2 separate regions of the Homo sapiens genome follow, and region 1 is linked to region 2. A link is a contact called in ENCODE Hi-C or POLR2A ChIA-PET data. All regions are on one chromosome and are shown on one strand. Each heading gives the region's core, a stretch centred on a gene start or an enhancer-like site at or near the end of the contact. The rest is flanking DNA. Distances are from core to core; before and after follow the strand shown. Region 1 overlaps CATSPER4 (cation channel sperm associated 4). Region 2 overlaps PDIK1L (PDLIM1 interacting kinase 1 like).

The links. A loop is a pair of places that touch in the nucleus more often than their neighbours do. ChIA-PET counts read pairs that join two places held with the same protein, here RNA polymerase II (POLR2A). Pooled maps may share reads with other maps.
Region 1: POLR2A ChIA-PET joins it to region 2 with 16 read pairs in activated CD4-positive, alpha-beta memory T cell. The contact joins two enhancer-like sites. A Hi-C loop is called at or near these places in 3 of 50 pooled maps. POLR2A ChIA-PET finds 5 or more read pairs at or near these places in 5 of 52 experiments (HEK293T, Panc1, WTC11 and 2 more).

What each region holds. Positions count from the first base shown.
Region 1 is chr1:26,200,146-26,207,024 of GRCh38, reverse strand. It overlaps CATSPER4 (cation channel sperm associated 4), which reads right to left. Exons shown (of 10, transcript NM_198137.2): 8 at 5,984-6,195; 9 at 5,506-5,671; 10 at 4,061-4,536. The coding sequence ends at 4,483. Among named protein-coding and RNA genes, the nearest start is that of CATSPER4, 13 kb to the right of the region's middle. RefSeq lists an enhancer at 4,598-5,570. Within about 2 kb of position 5,629, at least 4 of the 41 ENCODE cell types and tissues checked have a DNase peak (open chromatin) inside an H3K27ac peak, as active enhancers do.
Region 2 is chr1:26,123,172-26,129,681 of GRCh38, reverse strand. PDIK1L (PDLIM1 interacting kinase 1 like) reads right to left here. Exons shown (of 3, transcript NM_152835.5): 3 at 4,127-6,510. Among named protein-coding and RNA genes, the nearest start is that of PDIK1L, 15 kb to the right of the region's middle. RefSeq lists silencers at 730-1,024, 5,950-6,244. Within about 2 kb of position 3,106, at least 12 of the 41 ENCODE cell types and tissues checked have a DNase peak (open chromatin) inside an H3K27ac peak, as active enhancers do.

The DNA.
Region 1 (6,879 bases), core at 4,380-6,879, 75 kb before region 2:
CACTTTTTTTTTAGAGACAGAGTCTCAGTTGCCCAGGCTGTAGTGCCGTGGTGCAATCATGGCTCACTGCAGCCTCAAACTCCTGGGCTCAAGTGATCCTCTTGCCTCAGCCTCCTGAGTAGCTGGGACTACAAGTGCGCACCACCACACTCGACTAACATTTTTCTTTTTATTATTTATTTATTTATTTGAGATGGAGTCTCACTCTGTCACCAGGCTGGAGTGCAGTGGCGTGATCTCAGCTCACTGCAACCTCTGCCTTCTGGGTTCAAACAATTCTCCTGCCTCAGCCTCCCGAGTAGCTGGGACTACAGGCGCACCACATTGCACACACATTGCACCACACCCAGTTGATTTTTTTTTTCCTCACTCTGTCACCAGGCTGGAGTGCAGTGGCACAATCTCAGCTCACTGCAACCTCCACCTCCTGGGTTCAAGTGATTCTCCTGCCTTAGCCTCCCGAGTAGCTGGGACTATAGGCGCATGCCACCACGCCCAGCTGATTTTTTTCTTTTCTTTCTTTCTTTCTTTCTTTCTTTCTTTTTAAAGACAGATTCTCACTCTGTTGCCAGGCTGGAGTAAAGTGGCACAATCTCAGTTCACTAAAACCTCCACCTCCCGGGTTCAAGTGATTCTCTTGCCTCAGCCTCCTGAGTAGCTGGGACTACAGGCGCGTGCCACCACGCCCAGCTAATTTATTTTTTATTTTTTTAGTAGAGACAGGGTTTCTCCATGTTGGCCAGGATGGTCTTGATCTCTTGACCTCATGACCTGCCCCCCTCAGCCTCCCAAAGTGCTGGGATTACAGGCGTGAACCACTGCACCCAGCCTTCTTTTTATTTTTTGTAGAGATGAGGTCTCACTATATTACCCAGGATGGTCTCAAACTCTTGGCCTCAAGCAATCCTCCTGCCTTGGCCTCTAAAAGTGCTGGGATTGTAGGCATGAGCCACCTTGCCCAGTCCCACACCCACTTTCTTCTGGCCCTGTGCAGAGCTAAGGGATTGCAACAGGCCAGGGGAATTGGCAAGGATGCTTGGAAAGGGTAGGGGGACCTACGCTCTACACCTGGCTCTATTACTGGCTTGCTGGGTGACGCTGGGGAAGGTCTCACCTCTCTCTGGGCCTCCATGTTCCTCTTAGCCTAGTGAGGGACTTGGCTCAGTGTGGAGGAGCATTGTAAACTCTAGTCATCTGTGGGGTCCATTTGCAACAAAGATCTAGTTTGCACTGAACCTATATGTCTTGCTATAGGGGTCTCAAGTTTTTATTTGCAGGGAGGGATGTTTCCACTGAATCTGACTTTATGTTTTTTCCATATAGTTAATCAGTTATCCCTGCCCCCTTATGGAAAAGTCCATCTTTCCCCCAACCAACACCACATTATCTTACTGTTACTTTATAGTAAGCCTCAATATTTGGTCGGGTGAGTCACCCATCTTGTGCTTCAAAATTATCTTGACAGGCCGGGCGCAGTGGCTCTCACCTGTAATCCCAGCACTTTGGGAAGCCGAGGTGGGCAGATCACTTGAGGTCAGGAGTTCGAGACCAGCCTGACCAACATGGTGAAACCCCATCTCTACTAAATACAAAAAATTAGCTGGGCTTGGTGGCGCATGCCTGTACTCCCACCTACTCGGAAGGCTGAGGCAGAAGAATTGCTTGAATCTGGGAGGTGGAGGTTGCAGTGAGCCAAGATCGTGCCATTGCACTCCAGCCTGGGCAACAAGAGCAAAACTCCGTCTCAAAAAAAAAAAAAAATTATCTTGACTATTCTTGGCCTTTTGTTCTTCCTTACATATGTTAGGATCAGCTTAACAATTTCTACAAGCAACCTGTTGGAATTGTGATTGGAGGTGCCCTGCAATTATAGGTTCAGTGAGGATTGACATCTTTATGATATTGAGGTTTCCTGCCCACAGAAGCTCCCTTGAGAAGTGTGACCTGGGCTCTGAAGTCAGACCTGGGTTAGGATCTCAGTTCTGTGATGGAGGATAAGTCCCCCGTGGGGACATATCCTCTTCATACCCACTTCACTGATGGTCATGAGGATGAAATACTGCGTGTGAAGCACTCAGCACCATGCTTAGCACCTAGTAGGTACTCAATGAGTAGAACTGCTATTGGGAATGATTATCCCCTGCTGCTCCTGTCATCAGAATTGGTGTCTGCTTCCTGGACAGTTTGCCAAGGATGCTCCTGTCCCTGGTAAAAGTTATGGACTCATAGGGAGTCCCCAGAGGTCCACTGATTGTAGCTGATGGGAAACCCATCAGGTGAGACCATAGGGGTGATGAGACACACAATTTCCAGCCACCTCCCAATATCTTCCCCCGCACTGTCCTAGGAGCTCAGAATCCGGGGCCCCACTCCTAACTCAGGCTCAGTAAGGCATGGGGAGTGGTAGTTGCTCTTTGCTGGAGTAGGGAAGGGGAAGGGGAAGGGGAGAGTATGACTTCCTGGGCCCTCAGTTCCAGGCCAGTTTGGGAAGGAACTAGCCTGCTGAAACTCCAGGCTGTTAGGTTGGCCCGGATGGGAAAGACAAAGGCAGAGACAGATGAGATGACAAACAAGATGAAGGGAGTAGATAGACAAAATAGCATCCTGGAGGAGATAGATGGTCAAGGCCAGGAGCTCCATGGAGGTCACCCTGCTGTGCTCCTGACTGTAAGCTCACTGATGCTCCAAGCCTTTCAGACAGTTAGGGGTGAAGGATAGCCATACTCAAACTGTTAGCTCCTCCTGAAGACACCATCTGATCTGCCACCTTCTTCCCTCTCTGGCCAACAAGAAGAGGGGCTGAGAGGGCCCCCAGAGAAAGATGGGTGGAAAGAGTATGTAGATACTCACCAGGCAGGTTGAGGGCGCCATCTCCAGTAAGTAGCAACAGCAGCAGCAAAATCCGCTGGGTGCCCTTCTCTGTGCTGCTGATGGTCCTGGAGGGTGCTGGGAAGAAGTCCTGGCTCAAACAGGGGAATAGATTAACGGCTCCGAGACAGTAAGGCACTGCTGGCTCTGTTGCTGCCTCTCATCTGCCTACTGAGTGCACCATCCATCCCCAGGGGCCAGACTCCTTCCCAACAGACCCCAGGGGGCTTTTCAGAGTTGGAACCAATGCTGATGGGAGGACGATGGGGGGTGGGGTTTCCCATCAGCTGCAATCAGTGGACCTCTGGGGACTCCCATTCCAACTGGTGAATATCGCCACGGCCCCTAAGTGTCAGGCTTCGCTGAACAACAGGGCAGATGTCCAGGCCTTCCAGGCTATCCCCTGACACCTGCATCCCAGGGACATAGCTGATCCCATGGGTCTTCCACTTCCTGGGATAAGAGGGGATTATTTGATTTTAGAGATGGAGATCAATCTCACCCTCTCTCCATCGCACAGATGGGGAAAACAAGGCCAAGTGACTCACTGAAGGACCAGAACCGAGGTTTCCTGTCCTCCAAGGCAGCTCTTTCTATTGCCCATAACTGCCACAATTTTCTGACTCTCCCCAGATTGCATAGCTCAGGAACCTGCTGAGGCTCTCAGTGGCCTTGAGTATGAAGATCCCAAATAGGCTTCACAGGTCCTAAGTTCCCCACCAGACTTCATTCATCTGACCCGCAAAATCTTCCTCTCCTCTAGGAAGCTGCCAGGACCCACATTTTAAGTAGTCAGTCTCCATTGCCCTAGGATGGAGGTGCCTGTACTTGTGTGACTTGGTCATTGGTGATCCCATCAGACAAGGGCTCCCCAGAGTGAGGACCAGTCTCCATCTTCAGACAGGGAGAGAGCAGGTAGGGCCATCTCCTTCATCAGACAGGGGCTCCCTCCCATGAGGACCAGACTTTCCTCCACAAAGCTTAGGACCCTGAGGGCAAGGGTTATATCTCTACCATTAAGTCAGAAATTTTTAGGGGTGCAATTCTCCCTCCCATTAGACTGGATGCTCTTCAGGGCAGCCTGTGACTCTCCCACCAGACAAACGGGATTTTGAGGGGCAAGATCTGTCTTTCCTATTAGACCCAGGCAAGTGCCCCAAGGAGTTGGAGATCCACCAGTCAGAGACATTGATTCCAACACAAAACTTTATTGTCAACACACAGATGTCTGGCCCCACTGGCCTTGCCTTTCTCTTCTTGGTTCTGGGGCCCACTGAGGCCCCCCACCAGCTCTGGGCAAGAGCAGGGGGCCAGGGATCCCCATCCTTAGGTCAAATCCTGGCTGCGTTGGCCAGCACCCCCTTCTGTGCTCATCCTTGCTGCTAGGGTTCCCACTCTCATCATCCAGCATCCTCCTCTCTCCTTGCTCCACCGGACCTGGGGCTCACAGGCACCAGACCTGCAGGTGCTGCCACCTTCACAGCCCCTGGCCTCTGCCCAGGTATAAGGGAGAGGATGGGCTCTGGCCAGGCTCTGCCAAGCCACACTAAGGACACAGGAAGACGCAGCGGCTGGGTGTGTGTGTGCAGGCCCCTTGGCTCCCATCCTGGCCTCTCAGTGGCTGCTCTTGTGTTTTTTAAGGAGTATTTGTGAGCTAGAGTCATGAACCTGCAAACCAAGAGGTCTTCTTGTTAATCCCCCACTCCCCCCGATATGGCAGCCTCCGTTACTCACCTCCTCCAGTCTCACCAGCTTCCCCAGCCAGGCCTCCCAGAGAAGTGCTTCATAGGTCTAACTTGAGCCTACCTAGTACCCCCTCTGAGTTTGGGAGCCCAGGGTATATCCCAGGCTGATGGTGTGGAGGGGCAGAAAAAGAAACTAAGTAACGTGGGTGTGTGCCTTTTTCTCTCCAGGAGTTCAGGAGACAGCTGGTTTTGTGCACCTTAGATAGGATCCTGGGTCCTGTGCCCACACTATACTTACAGCCTAAGTGTCTGCCACTAGGCAGGCACTGAGCTGGCTCATGCCACACACACTAAGAAAGGGTAGGTTTGAAGGCACTAGAGATGAAACTGGCAGGAAGGGTGGAGCCTTTCCGAGAAGGAAAGTGCAGAACCTAACCAGATAGGCAGTGACAGCTGAGGCAGATGGAAGTTTAAGAGGCAGACAGCCAGGTGCAGTGGCTCACGCCTGTAATCCCAGCACTTTGGGAGGCCAAGGAGGGTGGATCACGAGGTCAGGAGTTCAAGACCAGCCTGGCCAAGATGGTGAAACCCCCATCTCTACTAAAACTACAAAAATTAGCCAGGTGCAGTGACAAGCACCTGTAATCCCAGCTACTTGGGAGGCTGAAGCAGGAGAATCGCTTGAACCCAGGCCGCAGAGGTGGCAGCGAGCCGAGATCGCGCCACTGCACTCCAGCCTGGGCGATGGAGTAAGACTCCGTCTCAAAAAAAAAAAAAAAAAGGAAAGAAAGAAAGAAAAAGAAAAAAGAAAAAAAAGGAGGGGTGGTGGTGGTGAGGGGGACCAGATCTTGGAATAGACAGAAACTTTGACAAATGGTCCAGAGGCCCGGCTGGGCTGGGCTGAGCAGAGTGTCAGGGCGAGTACCCATTGGGTAGGAGAAGGAAGGCACACCTTTTCCATGCTAACGAGCGCACTGAGCAAGTCTTGCTGTTGAGACATCTGGCGGATGTCCTTGGATGACGTAGTCTCCAACGACCCGCTCGTCGACGAGCGCCTGTTCAACACCTCTGACTCCTGCTCCTGGTTGAAGCGGATTGCGCGCACCTCCTCCACAATCCTGGGGGTGGAGCAGTGAGTGCCTTTCAGAAGGCCTCAGGGGAGGGAAGCAGCCCTCCCACCTCTTCCCTGGCGTCACCCCCGCTTCGCTCTCCCACGCAGCCCTGACAGAGACCCAGGCCGAGCTGTGCCCTTGTGTGAGATGGAAGGAACCTGGAGTCTGGATTCCAGTTCCTCCACCAATAGGGTGGGGGACCTCTGTGGGGCCCAGGCTCTGCCTTATAAATGGTGAGGGCGTGAGGCCAGAAGACTCTGACGCTCCGCCCAGCCTTGACTCACATGACTTGGGGGCAGCCCCAGTACCCTCCCCTACATGTTGAGTTCATCTCGGATCTCCTTGTACTGCCTCAGGTTCTCCTGTATTGCCTCAAGCACCAAGCAAAAGTTGTCACACGTGTTTTCTGAGAGGTTCGACAGGGGGCCTCCCGCAAGGGGTTCCTGGAGGAGACCAGATTTCTCCGAGCGGGCGACCACACAATGCACCAGTGGCAGCTGGTCATTCTCCTCCTCTTCCTCTGCGCCTGTCTGGGAAGCGGGGGATAGAGAGGGGTCGGGACAGCTCAGGCAGGCACGCCCCCGGCACCCTTTTCCTGCTTGGCTTCAGGATGAGTCTCTTAGGACCCCAGGGTTCTAAGGCCCTCATTTCAGCTCTCACCAATCTTAGCCTCACTGCCTTGCTGGGGGAACCCAACTTTAAATGCACATGACCTCCCCCCACCTCTTTAAAAATTCTCACCCCATTTCAAAATTTAGCCCTGCCCCAGATTTCAACCCTGATAAACCCTACCCAGCAAATTTATAAAGCCCTGCCTACCCTCAAGCCCAGGCCTCCAGCACTCCACTCTTTTAGAAGTACTCCACCCCTTTCCCCAACCTTATGGAAGTACTGCCCTGAATGAATAATACCGTAGCTAACATTTATTGAGTGCTTACTATGCGCCAAGCACTGTTCATTTACCCATTAACCCTCATAAAATAACCCTATGAGTTAAGTACTATTATTATTCCCATTTTACAAAAGAAAAAAATTGAGGCTTAGAGTGGGTAAATGCCCCAAGGTCACCCAGCTGCTCAGTTTTGAGTTGCCATAGAAATCTAACATCTAGAAAATCCACACCCCTCAGAAGCCCCAGTTGGTGGGTGGGCACTCAAGATGGGGGGCTGCTGCCTCCAGGCCTCCAACTTGGCTTTCTCCAGGCCCTTGATTAT
Region 2 (6,510 bases), core at 1,857-4,356:
GACCTCATGGACTGTGAGCTTACAAGTCCCCTGGTCTGTCACAGGCCATGCATATGAGGAATAAAAAATCAAAACATTTAAGTAATTTTGTTATAAAGAAATATAGTTATGCACCCCAAACACAGAAAACATTTCATTAAAAATTGGTCTTAGTCCTGCTGGGCGTGCCAGTGATTCTTTTAGGTTTGGACCTTGACTGAGAGAATTTCCAGTCGCTCTCTCCTCTCTGGGCAGAAGTTCCAGATCCTCTCTGGGCAGAAGTTCCAGATGATCTGATGGGCAGGGACTTAGGCTGTGTCCCCTGGGGGCTCTGGTCCACTAGTTGTTGGGACCGCCTGGGAGGGCGCAGCAACCCACTACGCCTGTGTCTGTTTTAACTCTATAAGGAAAGTAACTTTGAAACAACCAGACAATTTTCTGTTCTCTGTTTCTGCTTTTCTCAGGCCTTTTCTGTCTATAAAACCATACTTTTCTGCTTGGCTTATCGGAATACTCACTGTATTTTATAGAATAAGGTGTTGCCTTTTTCTAGAATCACAAAGAAAAGCCAATATAGATCTTTAAATCAAATTTGCTATAATTTTGTCTGTGTACCTTTCAAGACTTACTTTTAAGCTTGGATAGACAGGTCCAGAATAGCTGTTAGCCTTGGCCTCACTACTGAGACAATACTCTTCTGTGATGCTCTGTATATTGGAAGAAGGTCTTTCTGTTCTGGCTGGTGGAAATATCAATTATTCTTGGTCCTGTGTGAGCTCCAGGATTGTTCTGCCTAATCCTTTCAGGGGATCTTTCCTGCATTCAGGTCTGATAGTTTCTTCATAAGCATGACTGATTAGTACTTAGCTGATACTGTGTGTGTGAATGTGAGTGTGTGAGTGTGTGTGTGTGTGTGAGAGAGAGAGAGAGAGAGAGTGTGTGTGTGAGTGTGTATGTTTTCTTTAAGGCAGGTCTTGCTCTGCCGCCCAGGGTGGAGTGCAGCGTGGTGATTCCAGCTCACTGCAGCCTTGACTTTCCTGGGTTCAGGTGATTCTCCCAACTCAGCCTCCAAGTAGCTGGGACTATAGGCAAACACCATCACACCTGGATAATTTTATTTTATTTTTTGTAGAGACAGGGTTTCACCATGTTGCCTAGGCTGGTCTCCAACTCTTGGGCTCAAGTGATCATTCTGGCTTGGCCTCTTAAAGTACTGGGATTACAGATGTGAGTTACCTGGCCCTGCCTCAGCTGATGTCTTGAAAAAAACTTTCTGCAAAGGTCTGGAACTCTCACCGACAAATAAAAAACAGGACAAAAAAGAAAAGAAAAAAAATAAACAACAAGGTCTGGAATTCTTTGTTACCATCTGTCTCTCTCTCTCTCTCTGATACTCTGCCCCATGAATCCTAGCTGGCTTGTGCTCCCTGAACCCTAAATTCTGTCTCCTCAACTCAGGGAGACTGTTGAACCTTGTTTAGGTACTTATTCCCTGTACAGCAGCCTAAAGATTCCCTCCAAGTTGGGGCAACCACAGGGCTCACCCCATTTGATCCTTTTCTCCCAGGGATTGCTGTCGTGCACTGCTAGTTTCCCAGTGTCTGACATTTGAGTTGTTTATGGCAGGAATAGAACCCTGTTACTCCATAATGGCCAGAAGCAGAAGTCATCAGGATTTTTGCTTGCTTTTGCCCTCCTCAGGTTAAAATTGTAACAAGTAGCCAGAGTTGAGAAACACTGAGTCTACTGTAATTCCAACTTCCAAGTTCTAGCCATTGCTGCCCTGCTCCACGCCGCCCTCACAGCTGTGCTTCTACTGTTGCTTCTCAAATCACGTCAGTAAACGCTCCCTGCCTTCTACCTAAAGCCAGGAGAAATGGCATGTCATTCTAGTATTTGGTACTTATTACTACTTTCCTAATTTCCACGCATGGTAGTCTATGTGAAAGAGACAGTAAACATCCTGAATTACTATCAATCATGTGATCAGCAAGTAGAAGGAGGAAAGAAAACTGGGCTGAGGGGATTTTTATTGAACTATCCTTGTTCTTAAATAGGGCTGCAGGGCAAAGAGACACGCAGGACATCACCATAACCGAATGTATTTCTCTAATAATTGTGGTAAAAATGTAAGCTAAATTAAACAAACCAATCAACGTGCTCCCTATCAGCAGTACAAATTAGCAGTAAAGGCAGCTCAGAGTCATTTCCTAGGAGTCCTCCCGGGTGAACGGGAAGCACTGACATTTCCTGAGCATGCCACGCATTTCTACATGCATTGGCTCCTTTTATCTTCACAGCGCTCTGAGTCAGGTACTGTCTCTGCTTAAACATGTGGGAAACTGAATTTGAGGGGCTAGGGAACTCATGAAAGTCACACAGCTAGTAACAGAAAGGTAAAGAGTCTATTTTCAAAGTCTGTGTCCTTTCCTTCTGCCTGATAATAGCTGTCACCAGTAGCCCCAATGCACATTTTTTAAAAATAAAATTTTTCTTGAAGTATAACATACCTAGAGAAAAATGTAAACATTTTAAGTGCAGCTTGATGAATTTTTTCTTTTTTTAAGATGGAGTTTCGCTCATTGCCCAGGCTGAAGTGCAATGGTGCGGTCTCGGCTCACTGAAGCCTCTGCCTCCTGGGTTCAAGCGATTCTCCTGCCTCAGCCGCCCAAGTAGCTGGGATTACAGGCACCCGCCACCACACCCAGCTAATTTTTGTATTTTTAAAAATAGTGATGGGGTTTCACCATGTTGCCCAGGCTGGTCGCGAACTCCTGACCTCAGGTGATCCACCTACCTCGGCCTCCCAGAGTGCTGGGATTACAGGCATGAGCTACCACACAACATCTGCTACTCCAAAGCCTGGGCTTTTTCTGCTAGACCAGGATGCCTTTGGTAATATCAAGTTGCCCAACTTCTGCTCAGAACAAGCTGAGCTTGAAATACTGGGCTGAACAGGAAATAAAAGAGTAAAGTCAAAGCCCAAGCTTTTTTTTTTTCTCAATTTCCTTCTGTGCAATGAAAAATGATTGCAAAGGTGAAAGTACTGCCTTTAAAAGACGCACTTGGCCTTCAAGAGGTGTGGCAGCCTTGTAGGTTTTCTCAAGTGGGAGTTATTATCTAACCACAAACCAACCGTCTGTCATTACACTGCACTTTACAGGATGTCTATGATTGGTTGGCAAAGAGAGCAACATTTGAATTTAAAGAAAAGACCAAAACAACCAAGTGTCATTACATCAGTGAGAAAGATAAAGCTTCGTTGTCAGAGAAAACTCCAACTGGAGTCAGAGATTAGGCACCAAAACCCTGTCTTAAGGTAAAACCTTTTGTCATCATCTCAGTAACTGGTGTAATTACTGTTAATTTCATCAGGAAATCAGCCCCTATTTTAAGTAAAACTCAGTGAAAAAGATACGTAAAAACCATGTGAAGGTGCTTTGTAAACTGCAAAGGATTACAAAATGCTAGTAAATACAAATATTTAAAGCTTCAATTAAAAACAATCTCTAGAAAGCAAAATTTGCCTGTCTATAAAGGTTATACCAAGGGAAAGCAGAAGAGTAGGAAGCTACAATTCTTTTTTTTTCCCCTATTTTTTTGGTTTGATTTTTGAAGCCACAATTCTTGATGCCTACTTTCACTAGGTCACATGTAGAGTTGTTTTCTGTCTTCCATATTCTCCTCTGCTGTTCCATTGGACCACTAAATAGACTGTATCTTCAGGCAGAAATGATAAACATAAAAAAGTGGGCCCAAATTTTTAATAGAAAATTAAACCATCGTCTCAAGTTATAGATTGAAAAACTGCATCCTCTCATTTATTTAATATATATTATGCTGAGTCTGAGCTGCATCCTCAGCTTAATGAAACAGAAGGATAAATGAATAAAAAATTTCATCTCTGGCAATACGAGTTCTTCTTGTGTGCAAAGCAAATACAGCAAGACAGCACTAAAATTTCAGAGAACTTGAAATGCTGAAACTCCTATAATTCAATCATCTTTTCCTTGGCAATCACTTCTATTTCAGAATCATTTAAAAGGTAAGTCTGAAAAATACATTGTTTCAGATTTTATACCTTCTATTTTATGCTCATGAAGTAAAGTACTACAGAACTACTCACAGAGCCACTAAAGCAGCAATGTAGAATTTTCAGTTTTTTTTTTGTTGAAACTCACTTTATTTAAAAAAAAAAGTCATGAACAATAAATTACAATCATTTTCCCCTTTTATAAATTCTTCATAAAATATATTTGACAATTTTAACAGAAAATTTCAAAAGTTGCTTTCATTTCTTAAGTGCTGATGACTTATTTTTTGACCATTTTGTCATGCTGGTGAATTACTTTGTAGCTGCTACAATAGTTTGATTGATAACAATTTACAATTAAAAACAACAACAACGAAGAGAAAAAACAGACCAGCAGAAAGAACTATTCTGTGTGCTATTTATCTGACACTTAACACTTACTTCATCATAATGACAAAGTATCCCTTAGCACCAAAAAATCTACAGGAACCCCATCTTTCTAAGTGACAACTAGTGCAAAATAACATTCTAGGAACTAACTGTACAACCCCATATTTTCACTGGCCACAGCTGCCTATAAGCTCATTTGAAATATTTGGTCTTTTTTCAATTAAGACAAATTTCAAAAAACACCATAAATCATGGCAAAAGACTCTATGAGGAACAATTGCTTATTGAGTACCTATTATGGGCAAGGCACTGTGTACGAAGTTTTGCTTTCATTTTTCCTCTAGCAAATATCCAGGTATTTCCAAATATCACTAACCATCTTTTCTTACTCCTGGCTGAAAAGGCCTTTGGCTAAATGCCATTTTTTAATTGTCATTTTATCAACAAACCTTTAGTGCTGAGCACACAGTAGGTACTTAATAAATACCTCTGACTGAAAGAACAAAGACAAAGAATTTACTATCATTTTGCTTGGCTATTTTAGAATACAAGGACTTGATAAAATTCCAGAAGAAACTTCCTGATCACCTCATACCCTTACCCCCAATGAAAGAATTTCACTTCACAGGTAAAATCTTTCCAAGTAAATGATAATCATTAACTATTTTACATGAGGCAGGACCAAAAACTATGCGCTTAGGAAACTGTGGCTCCAAGCACATAGATATTTGAAGAGCAAATGATGCATGGGCATACCATCATCTATGAATCTCTGCTGAAGTGCCATGTTATTGACTAGACGTTATCATGATGCTTTTTCTTACTCCCTATAGCTCAACTTCCTTGGACATATCTGTTAAATTAAACTAATCTGGTGATCCAGAGGGTCAATTATCATGAGGTTCCAGTGTGTTTCCACCTCTAATTTCCAAAAGAATTCTTATATTTATTAGCTTAAAAGTGATGTTAAAAGTATATGATTTTTCATTTTAAGAGGCTTTATTTCAATAAAACCTTTTAGTCCAAATTTTAAACTTCCAGATCAAGTAACTAACATAGTCCAGAAATTTTATGTACTGCAATTTTTTTTGTGATGTTTTACATTCTATTTCCTCTGAACACATTTGAAACAGGGAAAAAAATTATGACATATTCCAAAAATTGTGGAAGTTCAAAAAAGCTGAGATTATGAAAGCTATCAATAATTTCAATATTCTAATACTATTTTGACTTTTGACCAAAAATTCTAGTGCTTTATAAAGATTAACTTAGATACAATGTAAAGTCTATTTAACCTTAAAGGCTAATGTTCTGTTTTAGGAAAGCATTCTATCCTTTAGATTTTAACTATCTGCATTTACAGGAAAACAAATTGTAGACAACCATACAAAGATAAAATCAAACTAACTTCAAGAGGAATAATGGTCTGTTGGTTTTTTGACATAGACTGTATCAGTGATTGTATAAAATGGATAGCTTTTCTACTTTAAAAGTAGTTGATGCCACAATATTTTATCCATTTGCCATACTGTGTATGTATCTTCTCCCACTTTAGATAAAGGTGATCACATTTTCAACAACCATATTATTACCAGTACTGTTTCAAATCAGACAAGAGAAAACAGCATCAGTGCCAAAATGAAAGGAACTCCAGTGACTCAACAAGTGATCATATCAGGGCAGGCAAAGTGAGGGTGGAGCTCATTTGGTTTCTTCAACTTCAGTATAATGAGGCTTAGACAAAGTCTTCAAACCAAAAATGTATCAAGTATTACAGTTCACACATAGCAAAGTTTTCAAACAGAATAATCCTGTATTCAGATTTATATCAGATTGTAGAAGCTCAAGTGCAGACGTCCCAATGCAGTGGTATAGTTGGTTAAATAAATGCTCGGTTACCTAAAGAAGGTCGGACTGAATCACCAACCTGCTGCCATATGACTGCATGACTAATTCAACTCTTGCAGCTATAGGGCACTGGAGAGTTCAAACATACTTCAGCAGCTTTGGATCACTTAATTTCATTTGTTTTACCAGATAATTTTAGACCCTCGAAAATGATGCCTTAAAAAAAAAGCTGTATATTACAAAAAAAAAAAAAAACAACT